3 separate regions of the Mus musculus genome follow, and all the other regions are linked to region 3. Evidence: chromatin loops called from intact Hi-C (ENCODE). Cell type or tissue: left cerebral cortex. All regions are shown on one strand.

Region 1 (5,000 bases), 360 kb after region 3:
CTCCAGACAGTGTCAGAATACTTTCAGCAGACCATTAGCACGGCTTCTTCTACTTCAAACATCGCGTGGCACACCCTTACATTATTAAAAAAAAATACAACGTGTGAGATAAATAATCCGTTCACAAAGCTATCTTAAGTGGTCTGCAGGAGTTCTGACGCCCCTGTACTTACTAACAGAAAGTAACTCATTGTAGATTACTCGCGCTTAAAAATGTTAAATACAGTTAATGCAATATTAATCGCCCTTTGGTGATATAAAATGCAATATTTTCAGGCAGCTATTGAGCTTTTCCAGAGGAAGGGCTGATGAGAAGAGTCGCAGCTGAATAGTGAGAGAAAAAGCCTGGTATTTATTGCTTTTGTTTGGCTTTTGGCTACAGAGACAGGAACCTTCTAATGGGGTAAGGACATTTATTTTATCTGCAATCTATTGCTGAGAGAGCAGGGGCGGCAGATGGGGCTGGTGCGATATTCACAGTGTAATTTAGAGCAAATCCTAATAACTAATAATGATTTATGTTAATTTTGATCATCTCTGCGACTTTATCAAATCGTTGCGATGAAAGAAAGAAAAAGAAAGAGAAGCTAAATGTGCAGAGGGCTCTGAGGCTCACGGGTTTGGGAGCTCGCGTCCTGGGCTCTGCAGAATCTTAAAATGCATTCTGTTTTAGCAATGGAAATGTAGGAATTTGAAAAGGCAGGTAGGTAGGGTGCCTTTGACGAGGTACAGAGATGTTTGGATCAGGCTTATCTTTCTTGTCAAATCTACTTAAAATGTGTAGCCTTTCAGCGGCAAGCGCTTTTTATCTGTTTTCACTAAAACCGAATACGTTTTGGTTGTTTTGTTTGCCTACATTTAAACTAAACTTAAAAAAAAAATCCTCATGTTGGGTGCAGAGGGGCGGGGGCGGGAGCTATCTTGGGACTGGGAAAGCAGGGAACAAATGTAAGTTAATAGAGTCTTCCGAATGGGTAATCTTAATGTCTAGGTTCCAAGTGAGTTTAAGCTCGGCCAGCAATCTCTTGGCGCACACTGCCACTCCTCTTGAAGAAGTTCTTTTACTGGTTCCTTGAGTCCACTGCCAACTAACTCCTAATCTTTACCTTCCATCTGACACATGTTTGCCAGCATCAACTTAGGGAAACCAATTTCGGCCTTTACCACCCATCTCTACCTCCTTCCAAGAAATTCCCAGGCTTTTAAACTTAAACCGGTCTCTTCTCTCTTGACTTCCTTTGGTAAAGTGGCACACGAATAGAACTCCCAGGGGCTTCCAATTGAAACCCGGTTTTGCACTGAAATCCGGACTATTTTCGGCTAGAGTCCCAGCAGTTTTGAAAGGAAGGGCGCAGCCTCGCTCCTGGCAGTTTACTTCTCACTTACCTTTTGTGGGTTTTAACGCCTCGGGGCTATAGTTTGAAAGTAAAACAGCTTCAAAGCATCGCCTTATTAGCTCTGTATTTGAGGAATCCAGAGATGAAAACTACCTAAAAGGTTTAATAGGGCGGAACAGTATTTATTTGCCAAGCAAACAGCCAGAATATAGTTCAAAAGGGGCGCAGTGGCTTCTCAGCGGGAGGCTGGAAGGGCGAGAACGTGGGCAAAGCGAATTTCAAGCTTCAGTTCTGAGGTTAAAGTGAATCAAGTAAGCTCGGAATGAGATGGATCTTTTGATTTTTTTTTTTAACATTATCTCTCGCGCCCAACATTTATATATTCGGACATATACTCACAGGGTTTCTTCTGCCTTCCGAGTTGTTGTCAAGACTTTTGGTTTGTTAGTAAACTTTGATATTTTGCTTAGGAAGATGGGCCAACATCTCTCTAAGGATTTTATTTACTAATATATTTAAAATACAAACACACTCTTTAAAGTTAAATTTTCATTATTTTTCTTCCCGATTTTCTTTTTAAATGCTACAGATGTAAACTGCATTTGATTTCTTCTACTAGGAAAAAAAAAATCAAGCCACAAGATTCAGAATAAAATCTCCCTTTAAATTATGCTGTTTGGGTTTTGCTTTTGAAGAATATCTGTCAGTAACTGCACTGGTACTTTACTGCCAGGTTCTGGATATAAAGAAGACTTTAAGCAAAATAAATCTTTAAACAAAATAAATCCATGCAGCTGACATTAGCTGTTTGCTGATGTGATGCGGAGGAGCAGTGGCTGTCTGTGAGCTTGAAGCAGAGCCTCCACGTGCAGATCCATATACAAACAGATGTAAGCACAGTGGTTTGGTTTTTTTCTCCCCCTGATTGTTGCTGAATGTAACTGAATCTTATTTCTAAATTTCATTCAATTCCGTCTCAGTGTTTCAGCACCAGAAGCCAGTCCCCTAAAGTGGAAGAGTGGTACATTATTGAAACTCTCTATCAAACAGCTCTGGGTGCAGCCTTTCTGCAAATGCTGGCTCTCAATGAGGTCTGGCTGTCTGAGTGCACATAAGCCCCTAATATGTTAATGGCCGTAGGGGATGCCTAAGGTACTATCTCAAGCTGCTTCGCACACCATATGTCAGGCCGTTAGCCGCATGGATCTATTAATCAAAAGGAGCTGGAGAAGGAGGGGAAGGTCTTGGATCCAGGGAGGAATGAGAGATCTGGGGGAGGGGGAGAGGGAGAGAGAAACCATTTAAAATCCCTTCCAGTTACTTTTGTTTATAAAAAGGAATAAACTGTATATTTAAAAAAGCAACAGTTTTCCTTTGTTTTAGTGGAAGACTGTTCACAAATATCTACCAAAGAATTAGCTGGTGTCTGTGTGTACTGCTTAGAGGGAAGTTTTACCTCAAGGGTCCTGTCTAGGGTTTCTTCATTTGACAACTTTTATAAGCAAGACTCACTTGACCCCCAAAAAGTTTCTGTGATATGTGCTGCTTTATAGATAAATGTTATTAAGGACAGAGGAAGGACCAGGGGAAATGTTTTTTTATAAGACACAAACAAGGCATAGAGAGAGATCTCAGGGGATTTATAATGAATATGTAATACGTTAATATATATCTACATGGGCAATAGGGTTTTCTCCACTTCTAGTTGCTCAGACAGGAAGTGTAAACACATTTACATTTTTGCCCCTTCCTTTAAGCTGAGCTTATGATAAATTAAATTGCAGAATATCCAGGTGGTAAAAACATTAAACGACAATATTTTTTTTTAAAAAAAACAAAACAAAACTCACCTCTCTTGTTTCTGCTTTGAAATATCTCTGATCTTCCAATGTTTGAAGTAAGTTTCAACTAGATATTTTGTTTAGAAAGTTTGTGCAACCTTAAAAGTAACTCTGTATCAACACATGGAGACTCTATAGATGCTATTCATGATAAGCTCAAGAAAAAAATAATTAAAATTTTATTAAGAGATGAATATATTTGTCATATGCACACATTTCGTAAGTAAATCCAGGGAGTACATTCATTTTTAAAAGGCTAGAAACTGTACCAGAAACAGAGCAATGGAAGAAAAAAAAATAATCAAGATAAATTTAAAACTTACTTATCTGCATGTGCAGTCTTACTTGAGACTACAGTCTACAGTAAAATCACCAAAAGTCAATTTGTTATGTGTTGTTTTAATTTACAATGATGATAAATAACGTGAAAAGTTTCCAAATTTCTATCGTAAAAGCTACAATAAGTGATATAATAGGGAATACATACTGCTGAATATGTCTTCTTTTAAATACTGTCATGATTAATAAGCTTATATTGTAGAAGTTAATTTGTAATATATGGAATGACTAAAAGTTTATTGATCTTATATTTCCATTGTGTGTGAGTAAATACTTGATTGCTTACATATGTTTGAGAGTGCATCTATCACTTAGATCATAAGACCTCATCGTTAGCATACACCCACAACATTTTACTATGTTGGGCATGTAAGGAAGAAAGTAACTGAATGTCCTTAAGAAAGATTTAAAAATACACTAAAGGCGAGGGTGAAATAGTGCTTAATTATATAAAACAAAAATTATCTAAGTGCTATTACAGTATGTACAAAATACAGGTAATTTGTACTATATATTAGTCTGGAGGTATTAAGTTTTATAGTTCTCACAAAGGCATTTTCCTATCTTAGGTGCAGGATAAGGTTAACATTTGTTATCTGCTTTTAATAAGGAGTCCACTACGTTAGACTGTTTGGTTTGGCTGGGAAATCATATGTGAAGCTTAGTTATGAAAAAAAGGGGGGGTGTTGGTGCATTTAAAAGTGGAGAATACTAGTGTACAGAACTGGTCCATCTATAAATATGAAGAACTCTAAAGCACACTTCCATCCAGGAGGGGCTGCATACGTGAAGATGGATAATCCTGAATTAGCAGCTTGGTAGGGAGAAATACTTTTTATCTTTAAATTTTGGTGTAAGCCACTAGCCTTTATTTCTTTCCCTGTAGTTAAAAGCTAGCCCATATATCTGTCTCTTTTGGTTTCCAAAGACTCGTAACTTAATTCCTTCAGGCTATTCATCAGCACAGTAATTAAACTAGCAAATGGATGTAAATAAAGTGAAATTGGTTTCATGACAGATGAGGCAAAGAGGCCTCTGACATGAAACAAGGCAGGACAATAATGATTTCAGCAGCATCAGGCCGTGGAACGAACCCCAGCTGGATTTATTAGGGGCTGCAGTGATTTGCTGGAAGCGGGCAAGACATGAGCACTTTTTAATTTGACAGGAATTTTGCATCCTAAAGAGCATATTGAAATATAAATCTGGAGATGAGTTTAGGCAACTGTAAACAGAAGTATATTTTGAAAAAAGATGATAGCATATTCTCCTTACTAATAGAAAGGTTTTATTTGTTACAAGTTATCATCTACTCCTGGGAGCAACAAGGGGGCAAAAACTAACACCAATCACTCCTTTGTAGTGAGTTCTATTGTTAGTACAGGGTTAAATTTAAAATTTCTAGGTGTACTTTCCAAGCCTTGCAAAGTTCATTTTAAAAATTCAGGACAATGAAAACATATGTGTAGTTAAGGGCTGCAGG
Region 2 (5,000 bases), 350 kb after region 3:
CCGGGCGGCGGGCTCTTGGGCGGCTCGGCGCATCCGCACCCGCACATGCACGGCCTGGGCCACCTGTCGCACCCCGCGGCGGCGGCGGCCATGAACATGCCGTCCGGGCTGCCGCATCCCGGGCTCGTGGCCGCGGCGGCGCACCACGGCGCGGCGGCGGCAGCGGCGGCGGCGGCGGCGGGGCAGGTGGCGGCGGCGTCGGCCGCGGCGGCGGTGGTGGGCGCGGCGGGCCTGGCGTCCATCTGCGACTCGGACACGGACCCGCGCGAGCTCGAGGCGTTCGCCGAGCGCTTCAAGCAGCGGCGCATCAAGCTGGGCGTGACGCAGGCCGACGTGGGCTCGGCGCTGGCCAACCTCAAGATCCCGGGCGTGGGCTCGCTCAGCCAGAGCACCATCTGCAGGTTCGAGTCGCTCACGCTCTCGCACAACAACATGATCGCGCTCAAGCCCATCCTGCAGGCGTGGCTGGAGGAGGCCGAGGGCGCGCAGCGTGAGAAAATGAACAAGCCGGAGCTCTTCAACGGCGGCGAGAAGAAGCGCAAGCGGACTTCCATCGCCGCGCCCGAGAAGCGCTCCCTCGAGGCCTATTTTGCCGTACAACCCCGGCCCTCGTCTGAGAAGATCGCCGCCATCGCCGAGAAACTGGACCTCAAAAAGAACGTGGTGCGGGTGTGGTTTTGCAACCAGAGACAGAAGCAGAAGCGGATGAAATTCTCTGCCACTTACTGAGGAGGGTGTGAGACGCCGGGTGGGGCACACTGGGGAGCTGAGGGGTGCGTTTCTGGGGCTCCCTCTGGCCCACTTCCCCTCATTTAGACTGTCCGTTATCCTGCCTGCATTTGGGGAGTTCCTTTTCTTGCCCTTCCCTCAGCTCCACTCTGCACCCGGCCCTAGCTGTCCCCCAGCCTAGAGAACAGGGGTGTGGGTGTGGAGAAAGTTTGGGATGGCAGGAGAGAATGGGGGACGTTTAGGTGAGCAGGGCCTGGGGGGTGGGGGAGAAACGCAAAGACTGGAGCTGGGGGGGTTTCGAGAAGCAGGATGGTTCTGGGGAGCAGGGTGGGAGGGAAAGATGGGTGAAGAACTGGGGATCTTGACCAGAGACACTTACAAAATCATCTGGGGACCAAGGAACTATGTACAAAGATAAAACTACCAACCATCACCAAAAACAAAACATAAAACACTAGACAAATAAGGGGGGGGGCAAAGATGCTTTAGGAACTTAACTCCTGGGAGCAGTATTCTGCAGCCTCGTTTACCCCCAAGGAAGAGAAAGCAGCAGTACCATTACTACCACCGCCCCAACTTCCCAAGCACAAGTGAGTCACATAGGAAATCTATCAGCCTGCACCTTGAGCTTCCGGGCAGAAAGCTAGTCCTGTGTTTAACTTTCCCTTCTAAAGTCTCACACCTGCACCCTCTTTGGTTTATTTCCTCTCTTCCAAAGAGACTCCAGGCTTGGCTTCCACTCAGCATCTGGAGCTTAGCTTACATGCGCTTGGGGAGGCTGCCTGGTCATTCACACCGAATCTTCATTTCCCAGGAGCCAATGGCCTCAGTCTTGTGGTCTTGGTCAGGTCTTGAGGCAATGAGAACTCAAAAGACAGAAATTAGGTTCTCCGAAAAAAAAAAAGAATTTATTCTGGGATAATTAAATGACCATACCTACAGTAGGGTTTTACTTTTATAATTTTCTTCATGGATCCATGAACAAATTATCTGACAGTGTCCCCCCCCCCCCATCCTACTTCTAGAACTTTAGAGTGCCCTCTGTTTTTTTTTTTTTTTTTTTTTTTAGTTCGGATTCAAACTCTGCCATCGCACTTATTAAGAGAGGGTGGGAGATCTTAGGGAAGAAACTTGCTTCCGTTTCCACTTCTCTCCACTGAATACAGCCCATCTCGCTCTTCTAGGTCCCTGTCTCCCTCCTTTGGAGAACCGTGAAGTTGTTGAAAAGCTGAGAAGTTTCTGCTCTCATTTGGGGGCAGGAGTCCCATGTAAGAAAAATCACCTAAAATCCCAGAAGAAAGGAAGAGATTTAAAGATTTAAAGCCCCTCCCACCTTGTTCGTTTCAAATAGGTCTGCACTTACCTGGGGGAAGGGGAACAGTGTTTCCCTGTTGTTGTTGTTGTTCTTGTTGTTGTTATTCAAGGATCATTTATTACCGGGGATAAATGTTGAGTCACAAAAACTTCAATTTGCACTATGAGTTTCCAAAATAGAAAATCATGTGTGATATTTCATACTAATAATCCAAGCTGCTGACGGATTTTAAGGAAAAATTTTTTGAGAAAGACAGTTTGAGAAAGAAAGAGAGAGAGAGAGAAATGTGGTTTAGTGAAATGCCTGCTTTGTTGTGTAGAAGATCCCCTTTGGATCTCATGTGGAGATGGTCTGTTACTATCATTTAACCATAACTAAAGATGAAAACGGAAGAGATAAGGGGGGAAGCACTGTTTAACAAGACTGAAATCATGCATGGCTCGAAAGGTGCAGAAAGAAATGTGATTAGGTCTCACTCTGGGTAGGCGTTGTTATTTATTTAATTATGTTGTATGTCATTGTTTGCAGCACAAAACATTCTATGCATTTGAAACTGAGCACTAAACTGGGCTAGCTTTCTGGTAGACCATTTTTTTGTGGATAGTGTGATTTCACAGTCTACTGCCTGTTTCCACTGAAAACACATTATTGTAAATATTTTCTTTCATGCACAGGCCCACACACAGTGGTTACAAACTGCCAGTGTTAATCCTGAAATGTCTCACTGACTGATCCTCCTGTCCATGTTGTGTCTGCAGAGCTCTCTCCTTGGTTATGTCTTCGCTCTATTGCCCCCACCCCCACCCCACCCCATCAGAACCATTTCTGTGCGCCAACATACAACAGGGAGATGTGTCCCAGTCCACTTCCAAATAAAACATGACTGAAAGAAGAGCAGTTTTATGATCTGGGTGCATTTTTGTGTTTATATTGAGCCAAGTCCTGGTAGGGCCGGTCAACAAATGAGAGAAAACAACAAAACAAAACAAATAACCCACACCAAACAGAAAGCCTCAACCAAACTTTAAAATCACGCAAGAGGGGGAGGCAGGGGAGGCAGTGGGAGTGAAAGGATGAGTTTTAGGGTTTTGTTTTGGTGTTTGTTTGTTTGTTTGTTTGTTTTTCCTGAATGAGAATTCAGTTTCAGATAGGTCATGGGAACTGGTGCTCTGAGGAAGGTAACTTACTCGTCCATTTTATCAAAGTTTTAATTTTATCTGCAGAAGCTTTTAAGCCACTTCGTTGGTTTCAGAGTGGTGATGGTAAGCTGTAAACAACCAGGCACCTGCAAAGTATTTAAGTTGAAGGTCAGGGATTCAGGCATCGAGAGGTTTGAATGTGCTGTTCTACTCGAAAAACACATCTAAAAAAAAAAAAAAAAAACAAAAAACAAAAAACAAAAAACGTTGTAACTAAAGGACTTTTCGTTGGCAGTTAATGAATTAGAAAAGTATCCTATGATCTGCCCCAACAACTTGTCAAATGCTTCACTTCATTTAGAACATTCTGCATACCACCTATTGCTTCACATTGACAAGAGGTGTTCTATTTCTTTCTCTTTTTTCTTTTTCTTTTGGTGACCTGGAACTAGATCAAATGCCAAATGTACAAACTTTCTTAATAGTTGGGACTATATCCTCTGAAGTCATCCTATTTTAGCTAAATCTTTTTAACTTCACCGGCATATCTGTGAAAGAAAAGTGTTCAGAAAAGAATAGTACATTTTAAAAAGGTGTGATTTTAAAACAGTTGTTAATATTTTAAAAAGCACTAGAGGTATTTTTAAAAATAGATCTCTTCCATCAAAATTGATTTGTTTCTGTTATTGACTTGAGATATCATCAGAGTTTCTAATAAAATACATTTGTAAAAGAACACATTATTTTATAGAAAAGTATGACCAGATTTCATTGTTGGAGATCCAGGGATGAACAAATAAAAAGATTTACAAAGGTTGTTTTTCTAATAATCTGCTCAAACAGAAATGTTGCAGGCAAATACATTTGTATTATATAATAATGGATAATGTATGTATTAAGAATTTAAGCATTTGTTTTGTACTAAGTAAATCCTTGCCCAGTACAAAAAAAAAAAGACTATTATGTTAATAAAACATCATGAAAACGCATCGCTTTGCAGGGTTTCCTATTTTATGTAGTAGGAAACTGTGCAAAATTAAAAAAAAAAAAAAGTTTTGCTTTCTAGTGAGTGGATGTGTTCAGGCCAGGAAGGACTGAGCGAGCTCCTGTTAGACTCCTTTAGCTGTCAACTCACAGAAAATGTTAAAAGGAGACTCCTCAAGAGAAGGCAATGATTTGCTGATCTGTGGTAGTTAGGCTTTTTCAAGTTCTCTGGTTCAGAAAGTCGGGAAAATTTCCTCCCACAGCTGCTAATTTGTGGAAATAAAATGTGTGAGTCTGAACTCCTCTAAAGAACAGAAGTTTCAGAAGGTAGGGGAACTGGGCTCTGATTCTGTGATAGACTCTTTAGACACACAAGAGCAGAATAAGAAAGGGAAAACGAAAAATATGCGTTGAGTGCACTCACCACAGAAATGCTACCTTCCTCTCAAAACTGCTTTCTGAACTCTATGGGATTCTGCTTTTTCTGTAGGTCTAAGAAAGGATGTCACCAGCATCCATCAGCTAGCTTCGGGATAGACTTTTGTCTAATTCGTGTTTTTAAATTATTCTCAACTTCAGTTATAAGCTGTATAATAAACAGTAGGCACCCACTGCAGTGATTGTATCGGTTTTTACTTTCTTGTGACACTAAGATTGCTTGGGTCTGGTTCTTACATTTAGCCTCTCAGAACGAGGACCCAGATCAACACTGTTGGTAAGTTCCTGCCCCAAGATTCATCTTTGTTTTCTGGGCTTTTGGACTTGAATGTTACCTGGGCTGATACCCACATTCTATCTTTCAAGTGGGTGGGCTTTCCTTATTTGGTGCTTTG
Region 3 (5,000 bases):
TCTTCCATCACTGGTTGCTTGACTTTTCCTTTGAAAAATCTTAGACTTGAAGAAAGATTGCAAGACACAGCTGAAGAATTCTCTCAAACATAATTCCCCTCACGCCTGCTTTTTCTTGGGCTCTTTTTATTTTAGTTAATTAGAAAGATGTTGCCCATCTATTTCCTAATACTTTAGTTGGTATTTTATAAAAATGGTAATTTTACGCATTCATCACATAGTTATCAAGAACAGGAGGCTAAGATTGGGACAGATTTTACCAATTAACTGGATTTCTTAAGGAAGAAATCCCCTGGTCCTGAGCTGAGCTTGACCATCAGGTCTCTTTGGTCCTTTAAAACCTGGGACAGGTTTTAGGTTTTTGTTTGCATTTTGTGATACTGACTTTGCAGTTTTCAGCATAAGCAAAATTTTGTGGAATATACCTCATTCTGGGTTATCCTAACTTTTCTTCACAAGCTTTCACATGACCCACGGGTTAGAAAACCCTACTGATCTCCAGAAGCACACAAGAGATGAGAAGAATACCCCATGCTGGAGCTTTGGGGATGGCTAAGGGGAGAGTTACCAAGTTTCTTCAAGTCCACCTTCCTGTGTTGCAGATGTGCAAACCGTTGTCTCTTTCTTGTAGGGCTGGCAAGGACTTATCCCTAAGCCAGTTTTTATGATGGTTAACAAATGATTTTTATCATTTATCACTTTCTAACTTTAGGAAATTATTTTCCTGTCCCTGTTTGTTGATAGATTTGCATCATCTTGATCTCGTGGAGGTTTGCTGAAGACTAAGGAAGACTGTTCCTTGTCATCGGTAATCCTGATTCTCTAGTGGAGAATCCTTTCCTAGGCGTCTGCGTTGCAGTTGGTTTTGACCTGGTTTTTAAGTGGTTCTAATTTACCCCATGTGTTCACATCTCAGTCCATTTGGGTCTTGCTCATTTGTCAGGTAGAAAGCGCTCCTGTCTGTCCCTCAGAGAAGAACCTCACCAGATGAGTAATTAAAATTCGGGGTACTGTTTTCACATTTTGTTTGTTTGTTTGTTTAGTGTGTGAGTGTGTGGAAGTCTGAGGAGACCTTGAAAGAGTCAGCCATCTCCTCCCACCATCTGAGTTCCAGACACCTTCACACACAGAGCCATCTTGGTGGCTCTTGGGTACTCTTGAAACTTCCCTTTGAAATCATTATTCTTCATAATCAAATTTTATATAGAGCAAACCTCAACGCCAATGAAAGCCGACGACTTTGCAGAGAAAGACTTTGTATTTCTAATTTAGCCTGTATCTTTCTTTCCCCCTAACCACTCCCCTATTCCTTAAGTCATAGATTCAGAAGCCAATTTAATATTAGAGAAATGAATTTTGGCCAACAGGGTCAAAGTGAAATAGAATGTTAAGGAAAAGCTCTTGATGGCTACAGCAAAACCGCAGTGCTGTGTGGGCATTGGTGTCTACATTCAGTTTTGTTTTAGGGCTGGACATGCGTAGGTACAGGGTAGTGCTGGCACACAGACATGGGCAGCAGACAGGTTACCAGGCTGTGTGCCCCAGAAATCTTAAACAATCTCTGCTGAGAAAGTTGAAGAACACTGAAGTAAGTTTACTGACTCCATCAACGCACTTGCGTCTTCATACATATTCATGCGTATAAGATTTCAGGGCTTCTGATACATTTTTGATTAAGATATACACATCCCAAAGCTACACACATGGGAACAGGCCTTTCCTCTGTGATTATCTTTTCAAATGCAAACTATGAAAGAAGTATTATGGAATTGCAGGTCATAGGATCTCCAAAACTTCCATAGCTGGGGTGTCCAGCTTGGTATCAAAACTATTCCATTTTCGCCTTTCATTTATAGCCAGGACGTTGAAGGCCACAGCGACATCATCGATCTAACTCTAACTATGGAGGAATGTAAGCAGAATATAATTCCCAGAGTCATCATTTGGCCACAGTAATGTGGTAACAGTTGTTCAGAAATTAGCCTGTGTGTTTTTTATTGTGTAGCTTTGGAGAGGCATGGCACAGCCCCCATCTGCCTCCCCTGACTGGCAGAGGCCTGACTCCTCTTGTTGAAGCAGGATTTCGCAGGCTCTAAGAAGTTCAGAGAATAACAACTAGGGAAAAGACAGACAACCAAACCCTCTTGCTCTTAAATTCGCAGCCCTGTCTGGCTGTTTATGGTCTGTCGTGAACCATTACAGAAGAGCGAGCTCAAAAGCAAACTTGGATTTTCAAGAACAATAGCCACTGGAGTACATTTAGGGATTGTGTTCTCATCGCACTGCATTCCCCAGGGAGAAGAAACTGCACAAGTCGCGTGTTTGTTGTTTTCCTTCAATATAAGTTTTACATAAAGCAGAAATGCTAGTCTGTAAACATGAGCACTTGTCATACACATTATGACCAGAAGGTGGCGCGGTCTTAACATTGACCAAGGACTGTCAGCGGCAATGTTGAATCTAAGCAGATTTATTTATAAAGATAACTGCTTCTTGGACTCTGTATGTTTATTTATGTTTTTGTGACTGTTCACAACTCATACAATATCTTTTCCATGTCTGGAAATAGGAAACTGCTTATTTTTATTATTTGCTCTCTTTGTTCTTTTAAACACTCGCACATGTGTGCAAACAACAACCACACACACACACACACACACACACACACACACACACTTGATTTGCTAGTTTTTTGAGACAAGATCTCACGCTGCAGCCTAGATGGCTAGGTAACTCATTTTGTAGACCAAACTGGCCTCCGACTCGTGGCAATGACCCTGTAGTGTCCTGAATGGTCGAATCACAGGCATGAGCCTTTATATCTAGACAAAATGAAATCTAACTATTTAAAAATCGTTTTTGTGATATTTTAAAAACTTTTTGTGGTGTTATGGATATGCCTGTGCATACTAGGCAAGTCCTCTAGTGTATAGCTCTTTTCTTCATCCTTATTTTGCTTTATGCCTTAGAAAGATTTGAGTAAAACCCTAATTATTTCCCCGCAAGAAGCAGTTGGTTAACAAAGCCTACAAACAAGCCTACAAAACTTGAGTTTTGCATATGTGTGATATGTGACTATCATATGAAAAAGAAACTACCTTTATATCCATTCACCAGGAAAGTTTAGTTGTTTTTTTTTCAATTAACAAAATATACATGTGTATTATTTTTAAAGAATGGCCAACATTTCAAATATGGCAAATACTTGATTTACATAACATTTCTCTATACCAAAATGAAATCTAAGAGTGGTTTTGTTTTGTTTTGTTTTTTTCACTCAAAGAAAGGAAAGATTATCCTTGGGTTTTGTGAAAATGAGTTTAAGAGACACCAGAAGCTTTGTCAGTGATGCTGAACAATGATCAGTGTTTGGTCACAACCAGCGCACGTTAGCAAACGTCGCCATCTCTTTTGAAACTGAGAAGGGAGGTTTCTAGAATTAGGCAGCTTCTAACTAGGAGTAAGATCAACTTGTGTGTTGTGCCGTTTTGAATGTGTCTCTTCCTTATTCAGGAGGGAGACTGAACACACAGCTCCTTGTTTTCCGATGCCCCTCGGTGTAGTTCTGTTTCCCAGTGATTCGCTGTTTCCACGCTTGTTTGTTCTCAACAAAAAGGGTTTCGTTATAAGCTGTTCCTGGCACTCAGACTTGGGGCATAAGTTCTGTCTGCCTATCCGTCCGAAAGCCTACCCGAGCCTGGGTTTACTCCCAGCTTTCTCGAAATGTGTCCGGTAGAACATTTGTTGGGAAGGACAACCTCTCTGACTGGGCTCCTTTGTCCCTTATTCAGATCACAAAGGTCCTCAAGATATTTGAACCGAATGGTCACTCACTCAATATGGAGCCCAATGAGGAAGGCTGAAGGAAGTCCGGGGCCTTTCATCACGGCAGACTCCAGAAGTAACGACTCAGTCCTCCTAGTGTCTCCTTCCCCTGACTTAAATTTCCATCAAACAAGCAGCACACGAGAAAAGACATCACCAAATAAAGTACATTCTAGATATTTGTTTTTCCAAGGTTTGTAAAAACCAAGACCTTCAAGAAGCCTAGTGGCTGAAAGCTAAAGATAGAGGATTCCTTTTTCATTTAAAAAAAAAAGCATTTTAAGTTTATTATTTAAAATAAATAGAACGGTTTTCTCCAGGGATCCCATAAGTTTTGTCTTGCACGTCCTAACCTGACTGTTTGTGCTTTAGGACTGATAACAATCACACTCTCTTCTCCTTTTCTCTGTGTCTGTCTCCACTCCTGCTGTAAAAAAGAGAAACGAGAGCTTCACCTCACACTGGCCCTAAGACAGTTTGACTCTTCCCTCAGGGTCCTGAAATATCCTAGCATATGCCTACTCTGGCATAGATCAGAGGACAGCGGGCTCTGGGGACACCATATGGCCACAAGCCTGCATGTTACCCAGGGGCATACTGGGGCTTCAGGTACCCCAGCCAGCCTTCGATGTGATGTGGTTCTCAAAGCTTAGAGTTGGACCCAAAGAAACCCTCTGAGGATGAAAGTCCAGTTTATACATGGCTGAAAAGAGTTTCTCCATCCTGAGAATATTTCAAAAATTTACATTATTTCGTCATGAATTAGAGCCCCTGGTGCCTTCCAATGAGGGATAAAGGCTGCTGGCTTCTGTAAGGGCAAAGTCGAGGTAATTCTCCTTTCCTCCACATTATAGCTTTGGCTGCTTTAGGACCCAGGAAGTTTTCTTCCTCTCCAACTGGTTCCCATAGAGAAAGAATAAAGTCTTTGAATTATGGATTCCCTTCTTGGCGTACAATTGGTGTCCAACTATTTTGAAGAAGACCTTTTAAATTTCTCCGAAGTTAACATGAGTGATGGAACTTCATACAGTTTCATAGTGTTTAGTGAGACTTAAATATGTTATACTTTGATGATGAATTAGGCTCTGAGCAACCCGGGGCATAACAACAAATAAAACAGAGTGTCTGCCAGAAGTTCTGTGGCTGGTGTAGGGAAAGGAAGATTCAGAAGAGGG

The links. Peaks named below come from ENCODE experiments on the same cell type or tissue, not always from the same donor. Only the 100,000 strongest peaks of a DNase experiment are listed, where the experiment ranks them.
Region 1: it touches region 3 in a loop (5-fold over the local background); 7 of 42 quality-filtered maps call a loop at or near these places.
Region 2: a loop joins it to region 3, with 3 times the contacts of the local background. A loop is called at or near these places in 8 of 42 quality-filtered maps.

The regions. Positions count from the first base shown.
Region 1 is chr14:104,454,622-104,459,621 of GRCm38, reverse strand. It overlaps D130079A08Rik (RIKEN cDNA D130079A08 gene), which reads left to right and starts at 286. Exons shown (of 5, transcript NR_168067.1): 1 at 286-403. It overlaps Gm35362 (a long non-coding RNA gene), which reads right to left. Exons shown (of 2, transcript XR_383718.3): 2 at 3,345-5,000. In left cerebral cortex, no CTCF peak of the experiment used is centred here; DNase peaks (open chromatin) are centred at 552, 1,135, 1,382 and 2,323.
Region 2 is chr14:104,461,458-104,466,457 of GRCm38, reverse strand. It overlaps Pou4f1 (POU domain, class 4, transcription factor 1), which reads left to right. Exons shown (of 3, transcript NM_011143.4): 2 at 1-773; 3 at 1,914-4,138. The coding sequence ends at 729. Among named protein-coding and RNA genes, the nearest start is that of Pou4f1, 4.0 kb to the left of the region's middle. In left cerebral cortex, no CTCF peak of the experiment used is centred here; DNase peaks (open chromatin) are centred at 2,469, 2,568, 4,484, 4,806 and 3 more places.
Region 3 is chr14:104,811,589-104,816,588 of GRCm38, reverse strand. The region is part of intron 2 of D130009I18Rik (RIKEN cDNA D130009I18 gene); the gene reads right to left. Among named protein-coding and RNA genes, the nearest start is that of Gm24280, 160 kb to the left of the region's middle. In left cerebral cortex, a CTCF peak has its summit at 2,399 (motif pointing right); a DNase peak (open chromatin) is centred at 2,401.